Regions from separate parts of the Homo sapiens genome. Here region 2 is linked to region 1. A link is an interaction called in ENCODE POLR2A ChIA-PET data of the cell type or tissue named here. Cell type or tissue: OCI-LY7. All regions are shown on one strand.

Region 1 (5,000 bases):
GTTGCAGTGAGCTGTGATCATGCCAATGCCCTCCAGCTTGGGTGACAGAGCTACACCCTGTCTCAAAAAAAATTTTTTTTAAATAAATAAACAGTTCATCACCACCACCTGATGAGGTAAGTACCATTGTTATCCCCAGAGACAGGTTAACTGAATTCATTCAAGACTACTTGGGCAAAAAAGCAGCAGAAACCATTTTCACTCAATCTAATGTTCACTGTTCAGTCTTCCTCTTACTGGACCTGCCAGCGGCACAGACAGAGCTGATCACTCTCCTCTTTAAGCACTTTCTTTGCTGGGTTGCCAGGACACCACAACCTACTGACTCTCCTCCTCCTTCACTGGCCATTCCTTAAACTTCTTCTCATTATCCACCTTTTAATGCCAGAGCGACCCAGGACTCTCAATTCTCAAACTTTCCTGTCTATACGCTCTCCTCCTGGTCATCTCAATGGGTCTCAGCACCTTAAATAAGAGCCTGAACCTCTTCCCTGAACTCAAGGCTCATATTTTCAGCCACCTCCTTGACATCTCCGCTTGGATGTCTAATAGACATTCCCCTTTTAACATCATGCCATGCCAAACTCCTGATGTTCCCCTAGTGCTCCACGCCTGAAGCTCCTACAGGCTTGCTCATCTCAGGAAACAGTAACTCCATCCTCCAAGATGGAGTTTTCTCTTTCCCTCATATCCTCTGCCCAATTCATGAGCAAACCCTGTTGGCTCAATCTTAAAACTACATCTGAATTCTAACTACTTCTCCCTGCTCCCACCACTGCCATCTGAGCCTACCTCATCTCCATCTGGATGACTACAATAGCCTGGGAGCTGATGCTTCCCTTGCCTTACTTGCCTGCTGGGAACAGAAAATGCATTAATATGACCACACTGAAGTCTTTCCGTTGAGATTGTCATAGTAAAGATGAATTGTTTGTTATATTTGTCTCTCAAATATTTCAGGAAAAAGTTGTTTCTTCCATGTTACGTTAGTTCTGAATATTTAAATTGCTTTCTATTATGAAAACCTGTATTAACAAATGCAAGGTCCTTGAAAAAGTATTCTATTGTTGCCCTTGACTCTGAAATGAATTAGAGTTCTGTGTGGGCAAAAATATTAGCCCAGCTCTTAAAGGTCCATGGAAAATGTTGTTTGCTTTCTTCAAAGCTTAAAAGCTTCCTGTTAATCATCAAAATAAGATATCTCCACTGCAGGCATTTGTTACTTGAAGACGAACAGAACAGAATCAGCACCTATATAAAAACCACACTGACAATATCTAATATTTTAGAAAAAATGAAATCTGATGGTCCTGTTAACAATCATGGTATTTTCTAAACCCCTGCCTCCTTTTTTGTTGTTATTTTTTGTTTAGTCAGGGTCTTGCTCTGTCACCCGACTGGAGTGCAGTGGTACCCGCATAGCTCACTGCAGCCTTCAACTCCGGCCTCTGCCTCCTGACCCTACTGCCTCAGCCTCCTGAGTAGCTAGGACTACAGGCACACACCATCACATCCATTTTTTTTTAATTTTTTTTTTTAGAAAAGGGGTCTTGCTTTGTTGCCCAGGCTGGTCTTGAACTTCCAGCCTCAAACCATCCTCCAGCCTCAGCCTCCCAAAGTAATGGGACCAAAGGTATGAGCCACTGCACCAGGCCTCAACTCCTTTCTTTACTACAGTCCCCAAAAACCAGAGGCCTGGATTCAGTGCCTCTAAAACTCCTTTCTGCTAGTTTGGCTCCAGCGCTCAGCACATGCACTTCCCAAGTCGTTGTTTTCTTTGATCTCCTTAGACTCTCTGCCTCCTAGAGAATCTAATCCACATGAACTGCGCTCCTGGATCTTTTACATAACTGTGGTTTTTCACAAGGTTCTTTAAACAAAGGTCCACGTGATAGATTTCTGCTCAAGCTTAGTTCCAGGAAACGTTTGGTTTCTGCAGATGTTTACATGCTTCCGGCTGTCAGCACATGAAAACAATATAATTCTGTTTCTTTTCCTCACTTTAGCAACTGGAGAGCATAAAATCAAATATATTGTTCAAATCTGTTCAACACTGGTATATGGAAATACTTAATCCTTAAACTTTTTTTTAGGTGAGGTTGGTTTTATTTTTTATTATTTTGCCTTTTGGCCTAAATGTGGTAAGTGGTTTCAGAAACATGAAAAGCTATAAAATGTAAAATATACAAGACAAGAACAAAATAGAAAAAAGGCTGGGTACACTGGCTCAGTGCTTGTAATCCCAGCACTTTGAGAGGCTGAGGCAGGAGGACTGCTTGAGCCCAGGAGTTCAAGACCAGCCTGGGCAACAGAGTGAGACCCTGTTTCTTTAAAAAAAAAAAAAAAAAAAAAAAAAATTAGCTAGGTGTGGTAATGTGTGCCTATAGTCCTAGCTAACCGGGAGGCTGAGGCTGGAGGTACTGTGAGCTGTGATTACATCACTACCCTCCCGCAGTTACAGTTAGAGTGAGACTCCATCTCTAACTATGAAAGAAAAAAATGGAAAAAAAGAAGAAAGCACAGTGGTGATTTTCCAATGAGAAGGCATGAATACCCAGAATCAGACTGTCATCCCAAAAAAAAAAAACAAAACTCTCTTCATAAGCAAAGTTAAAAAGAGTCCTCCACACTCTTTTTTTTTTTTTTTTTTTTTTGAGACAGAGTTCCACTCTTGTTGCCTAGGCTGGAGTGCGATGGCACGATCTCAGCTCACCACAGCCTCTGCCTCCCAGGTTCAAGCAATTCTCCTGCCTCAGCCTACCGAGTAGCTGGGATTACAGGCATGTGCCACCATGCCTGGTTAATTTTTTGTATTTTTAGGGGAGACAGGATTTCTCCATGTTGGTCAGGCTGGTCTCAAACCCCCGACCTCAGGTGATCCGCCCACCTGGGCCTCCCAAAGTGCTGGGATTACAGACATGAGCCACCGCACCCAGCCTCCACCCTCTTTATTTAAACCCTGTTCACTAGTTTGAGTAAAATAATCAGATATGTTTTCGGTTCAATTTCCCTAGCAACACTTAAAAGTTTGAAATTTTTTACAATCAACTTCAGTAAGGCTTCTTTAAACATTATTTTGAAAATTAAAAACATTTTAGAAAAGCAAGCTAAACTGGTTGTATGACAGGTATACATTCTAAGTCATTTTGAGAGGTGACACCGTGCTGGCAGCCCTCGCTTGCTCTTGGCGCCCACTCTGGCCACACTTGCGGAGCCCTTCAGCCCACCGCTGCACTGTGGGAGCCCCTCTCTGGGTTGGCCAAGGCCGGAGCTGGCTCCCTCTGCTTGCGGGGAGGTGTGGAGGGAGAGTCACGGGCAGGAACCAGGGCTGTGCGTGGTGCCCGTGGGCCAGCACGAGTTCCGGGTGGGCGTGGGCTCGGTGGGCCCCGCACTCGGAGCAGCTGTCTGGCGCCGCCAGCCCCAGGCAGTGAGGGGCTTAGCACCCAGGCCAGCAGCTGTGGAGGGTGTGCCGGGTCCCCCAGCAGTGCTGGCCTGCCAGCACTGCGTTCAAATTCTCACCGGGCCTCAGCTGCCTCCCCGCGGGGCAGGGCTCAGGACCTGCAGCCCACCATGCCCGAGCCTCCCCACCACCGTGGGCTCCTGCACGGCCCAAGCCTCCCCAATGAGCGCTGCCCCCTGCTCCGCGGCACCCGGTCCCATCGACCACCCAAGGGCTGAGAAGTGCGGGCGCACAGCACGGGACTAGAGGGCAGCTCCGCCTGCATCCCCAGTGTGGGATCCACTAAGTGAAGCCAGCTGGGCTCCTGAGTCTAGTGGGGACTTGGAGAACCTTTATGTCTAGCTAACGGATTGTAAATACACCAATCAGCACTCGGTATCTAGCTAATCTAGTGGGGACTTGGAGAACCTTTATGTCTAGCTAAAGGATTATAAATACACCAATCAGCACGCTGTGTCTAGCTCAAGGTTTGTAAATGCACCCATCAGTGCTCTGTGTCTAGCTAATCTAGTGGGGACTTGGAGAACCTTTACGTCTAGCCAGGGGATTGTAAATACACCAATCAGCACTCTGTGTCTAGCTCAAAGTTTGTAAATGCACCAATCAGCACCCTGTGTCTAGCTCAAGGTTTGTAAATGCACCAATCAGTGCTCTGTGTCTAGCTAATCTAACGGGGACTCGGAGAACTTTTGTGTCTAGTTCAGGGATTGTAAATGCACCAATCAGCACCCTGTCACAACAGACCAATCAGCTTTCTGTAAAACAGACCAATCAGCTCTCCGTAAAATGGACCAATCAGCAGGATGTGGGTGGGACCAGATAAGGGAATAAAAGCAGGCTGCCCAAGCCAGCAGTGGCAATCTGCTCCAGTCCCCTTCCACGCTGGAAGCTTTGTTCTTTCACTCTTTGCAATAAATCTTGCTGCTGCTCACTCTTTGGGTTTGCACTGCCTTTAAGAGCTCTAACACTCACTGCAAAGCTGTAACACTGCAGCTTCACTCCTGAGGCTGGCGAGACCACGAACCCACCAGGAGAAATGAACTCCAGACGGGAAGAATAAACAACTCCAGATGCACCACCTTAAGAGCTGTAACACGCACCGCCAAGGTTTGCAGATTCATTCCTGAAGCCAGCAAGACCACGAACCCACCAGAAGGAAGAAACTCTGAACACGTCCGAACATCAGAAGGAACAAACTCTGGATACACCATCTTTAAGAACTGTAACACTCACCACGAGGGTCCATGACTTCATTCTTGAAGTCAGTGAGACCAAGAACCCACCAATTCTGGACACAATTTCATTTGGTGAGCAGTCCAGATTACATGTGTGTACACTGTAATGATCAGCTAAGGACTGACTGCTTTTAGCTCCTTCACCCGTTCTCACCTCTGAGGTTCAGTAATAAATGGCTCCTACCAACTAACTGAAGTATCAATCAAAATCTTAAAGGTATTCATTCATTATACGGTATTTACACCCCCCTTAAAATGCAAAATTTATAGTTTTATTAATACAAACATCCAGACAAGAAAATAAG
Region 2 (5,000 bases), 260 kb after region 1:
AGGTATTTTTTTTTGTTTTTTGTTTGTTTGTTTGTTTGTTTGTTTTAGATGGAGTCTCACTCTTGTTACCCAGGCTGGAGTGCAATGACCTGATCTCAGCTCACTGCAACCTCTGCCTCCCGGGTTCAAGTGATTCTCCTGCCTCAGCCTCCCAAGTAGCTGGGATTACAGGCACCTATCACCATACCCAGCTAATTTTTGTATTTTTAGTAGAGATGGTGTTTCACCATGTTGGCCAGGCTGGTCTCAAACTCCTGACCTCAGGTGATCTGCCCACCTCACCCTTCCAAAGTGCTGGGATTACAGGTGTGAGCCACCGCATCTAGCCCTCAGTTTTAACTGCATAAAATTTCTATAACCTTTAAAAATTTTTCTATTAAAGAGCAGATTAATGCTCCAAGAAAGCCCTGTTATTCTGAAACAGGGGTCCCACATCAGTGTGCTTTAAATATCAATGCATAATTTTTAGAAAAGTTAATAATCTCCTTCTAATTTTAGCCAACTTTATCACATACAAAATTCTTTTCATGAGATTAATCTTATACAAACCTTTTACAACTTGCTTACACCTTCAGTTTTGTCCTATACTTCATTTTTCTTATATTGGTATTCTACTTAGGACAAAGATTTACTATCCCCCTTATCATTTTGACCAAAGTCCCCTCTTACGTAAAGGAAAAAAATTACCCTTTTCAACTTTCTTTACATCTTCTTTATATGCTCTCTATGTAAATTTCTGGCCTAGTAGTTTTAGTTACATATATTAACCACAATGTTAACTCTTAGTAACCCTAATTTTCAGTGAAAAACCTAAGAAGTAAGCAACTTTATGTACCGTATGCAGAGCTCAGGACAAATGACAGTGCTATGGAGACAATGCCTGGAGGATCCAACTCCTTGCAGTAAAGCCAAGAGGCACAGCTCAACTAGGGATGATGGGGCCCAGGCACTGTCCCCAGGGCCACTTGTCTAGTCCTCAGAATCTAAAGGCTCAAATCCAAAGACATAAGCTCATAGACAAATTAAGCAAATACCAAAAAATACCATAAAAGCAATGGCCTTATGACCTTAAGACATTTAGCAGAGACAGTATAAACCAGTCTAACCAATAGATCTAGGCAAACATGTCTAAATTAAAATTTGAAGACGTTTCTATTTTACTTTACCAATAATTTAAAAACTATCTTAATTTAAACCCAAGATTACTAAAGTCAAGTGACCATGGAAAGCATTTGGGTTGGTTATATTATTTATGAGCACGTTTTCTATAAGTCAGTGGTACCATGTAGACAATATATAAACAGACATGTATACATGGTACACATAAATCAGACAGACACAGATAATGACTTCATAGCTTTAATTAAAAAATTTTAGCCACATTGAAACTGCTGGTGAACTGAGGTAAGAAAAACAAAACAAAACCAAGCAGAGAAAAAAATTTTAGTCATGAGACTGGTAAAACTCACTAGTTTTACAAGGACAGTTGGATTCAAACTGTACCTTTGTAAATGGAAAAGTTTAAAGTTTATCTGTTCCACATGGCTGAAGCTCGTACTGAGTTTTAGAGAAAATGCAGTAGTAACTTTATATCTCAAAGTACAAGGAGAAAGAATTTAAGCCTTTTCAAGGAGGAGTTTGGGTGTGTTGGAAGAAAATTAAAAATGGATGCCAAGGTAATACAAAATCACAGGAATCTATCATTGGATTTTATAAGGAGACCTATTTCACTTAGATAAGTAGCTTTTAATTTAGTCTGTTTTCCAGTTGGATCACTGAGCTCAGGGCAGAGCCCATTAAGGAGCAGGGCCATCAAAGCATTTACAGTTTTTAGAGCCTAATAATTTAAATATGTGAAAAGCAGATGCAATTGAAGGCAGAGCATCTAGAGCTTTATAAATTAAGGATTCCATTTTTAGGCTGAATCCTGGGTCCCCAAAAAGAGGGAAACTCCATGGGACTGGGCTATGCAACACTTTCATGGTGTACTTCAATACAAAAACATTTCTCTAAGTATTTAAACCGTGCCTTTCTTATCTTAACCAGCAAAGAAACCAGTAACTCCCTGTAGTAATAATAATAACCATTCACTGTAAACAACTGCTGTCAGCCACCTCCAGTAACTTGCCAGCCATCACATACACAAAGGTTAAGTGTTCTCTCACAGAACAAAGTAATATCCAGTACTCCTAAAAGTCAAAGGGATCAGGCGACACGATACAAAAGAGAGCAGAGTTTTGTGCTGGAAACTGTCATGAAATCTCTCCATGACTCTTCACACTCCACAGGAAGACAGAAGACCCCAGAAAGGGAGTGAGAGGCAGCTTTTTCTGTCTTCCTTTAGGGGTCTGAGTCATTAGAAGTCTCCTCTAGATCTTTTCATGTGGTACTGAAGACAGCAGAGAGATGGGAGGAGGTTGAATCTCATTTTTGTTTGTTTGTTTTTGAGATGGAGTCTCGCTCTGTCACCCAGGCTGGAATGCAGTGGTACGATCTCGGCTCACTGCAAGCTCCGCGTCCCAGGTTCACACCATTCTCCTGCCTCAGCCTCCCGAGTAGCTGGGACTACAGGCACCTGCCACCACGCCTAGCTAATTTTTTGTATTTTTAGTAGAGACGGGGTTTCACCGTATTAGCCAGGACAGTGTCGATCTCCTGACCTCGTGATCTGCTTGCCTTGGCCACCCAAAGTGCTGGGATTACAGGCTTGAGCCACCGCGCCCAGCCCTTGTTTGTTGTTTTGAGAGAGAGGGTCTCTCTGTTCTGCGGTACTGAAAGAAAAATAAAAAAATAGAAACAGGGTGTTGCTCTGTCACACAAGCGGGAGTGCGGTGTGACATGATTACAGTTCATCTAGCCTTGACACATTCTGGGCTTAAATGATCCTCGACCTCAGCTTCCTAAGCAGCTGGGACTACAGGCACACACCACCATGCCAAGATAAGTTTTGCTTTTACTTTTTGTAGAGACAGGGACTCATTACATTGACCAGGCCGGACTCAAGCAATCCTCCCACTGTGGCCTCCCGAAGTGGGCTGGGATTACAGACATCAGCCACCATGCCTGCGTGAATCTGTTTTTAATGAAGCTGGCTTTTGACTATGGAGTTCTTAAACACTTTTCGAGAAGGGGCCAAGATGGCCGAATAGAAACAGCTCCAGTCTGCAGCTCCCAGCGAGACCAATGCAGAAGGCAGGTGATTTCTTCATTTCCAACTAAGGTACCCAGTTCATTCCATTGGGACTGGTTAGACAGTGGGTGCAACCCATGGAGAGCAAGCAGAAGGGTGGGGCATTGCTTCACCACGGAAGTGCAAGGAGCTGGGGGACCTCCCTCCCCTAGCCAAGGGAAGCCGTGAGGGACTGTGCTACCCAGCCTGGATACTATGCTTTTCCCACGGTATTTGCAAGCCGGAGATCAGGAGAGTCCTTCGTGAGCCTACACCACCAGGGCCCTGGGTTTCAAGCACAAAACCAGGAGGCTGTTTGGGCAGGCACTGAGCTAGCTACAGTTTTTTCATACCCCAGTGGCGCCTGGAACCCCAGTGAGACAGAACTGTTCACTCCCCTGGAAAGGAGGCTGAAGCCAGGGAGTCAAGTGGTCTTGCTAAGTGGGTCCCACTCCCACGGAGCCCAGAAAGCTAAGAACCACTGGCTTGAAATTCTCACTGCCAGCACACCAGTCTGAAGTCAACCTGGGACAATTGAGCTTGGTGGGGGGAGGGGCATCTGCCATTACTGAGGCTTTAGTAGGCAGTTTTCCCCTGATAGTGATAAGGAGACTGGGAGGTTTGGACTGGGCAGAATTCACCACAGTGTGGCAAAGCGGCTGTGGCCAGACTGCTTCTCTAGATTCCTCCTCACTGGGCAGGGCATCTCTGAAGCAAAGGTAACAGCCCCAGTCAGGGGCTTACAGATAAAACTCTCACCTCCCTGGGACAGAGCACTGGATTGTCCCCAGAGCACTGCGGAGGGGCTGCTGTGGGCACAGCTTCAGCAGCCTTAATCTTTCCTGCCTGCTGGCTCTGAAGAGAGCAGCTGATCCTGACAAAGGGTATTCTCCCAACACAGGGTACCAGCTCTGCAAAGGGATGAAGTGCCTCCTTAAGTGGGTCCCTGACCCCCATGCCTCCTGACTGGGAGAAACCTCCCAACAGGGCTTGACAGAAACCTCCCAACAGGGGTTGACAGACACCTCATATAGGAGAGCTCCGGCTGGCATCAGGCTGGTGCCCCTCTGGGACAAAGCTTACAGAGGAAGGAGCAGGCAGCAATCTTTGCTGTTCTGCAACCTCCACTGGTGATACCCAGGCAAATAGGGTCTAGAGAGGATGTTTAGCAAACTGCAGCAGACTTGCAGAAGAGGGGCCTGACTGTTAGAAGAAAAACTAACAAACAGAAAGCAACAACAACATCATCAACAAAAAAGACTCCCACACAAAAACTCCCATCCAAATGTCATCAGCCTCAAATATCAAAGGTAGATAAATCCACGAAGATGAGGAAAAGCCAGCACAAAAACACTGAAAATTCCAAAAACCAGAATGCCTCCTCTCCTCCAAATGATCGCAACTCCTCTCCAGCAAGGACACAAAACTGGACAAATAATGAGATTAACGAATTGACAGAAGTAGGCTTCAGAAGGTAGGTAATAACAAACTCCTTTGAGCTAAAGGAACATGTTCTAACCCAATGCAAGGAAGCTAAGAACCTTGATAAAAGGTTACAGGAACTGCTAACTAGAATAACCAGTTTAGAGAGGAACATAAATGACCTGATGGAGCTGAAAAACACAGCACAAGAACTTCCTGAAGCATACACAAGTATCAATAGCTGAAACAATCAAGTGGAAGAAAGGATATCAGAGATTGAAGATCACCTTGCTGAAATAAGGTGTGAAGACAAGATTAGAGAAAAAAGAATGAAAAGGAATGAACAAAGCCTCCAAGAAATATGGGGCTATGTGAAAAGACTAAACCTACGATTGATTGGTGTATCTGA

Evidence for each region. Peaks named below come from ENCODE experiments on the same cell type or tissue, not always from the same donor. Only the 100,000 strongest peaks of a DNase experiment are listed, where the experiment ranks them.
Region 2: POLR2A ChIA-PET joins it to region 1 with 6 read pairs; 12 of 35 experiments call an interaction of 5 or more read pairs at or near these places.

The regions. Positions count from the first base shown.
Region 1 is chr7:131,055,461-131,060,460 of GRCh38, forward strand. All of the region lies in intron 2 of LINC-PINT (long intergenic non-protein coding RNA, p53 induced transcript), which reads right to left. Among named protein-coding and RNA genes, the nearest start is that of LINC-PINT, 52 kb to the right of the region's middle. RefSeq lists enhancers at 1,710-2,004, 1,775-1,919, 3,429-3,573, 3,577-3,721, 3,735-3,879 and 1 more and cis regulatory regions at 1,847, 3,501, 3,649, 3,807, 3,836. In OCI-LY7, no CTCF peak of the experiment used is centred here; DNase peaks (open chromatin) are centred at 1,891 and 2,421; H3K4me3 peaks cover 1,144 bases; H3K27ac peaks cover 2,141 bases.
Region 2 is chr7:131,311,995-131,316,994 of GRCh38, forward strand. All of the region lies in intron 4 of MKLN1-AS (MKLN1 antisense RNA), which reads right to left. It also overlaps a transcript of MKLN1 not described here. Among named protein-coding and RNA genes, the nearest start is that of MKLN1-AS, 13 kb to the right of the region's middle. In OCI-LY7, no CTCF peak of the experiment used is centred here; no DNase peak of the experiment used is centred here.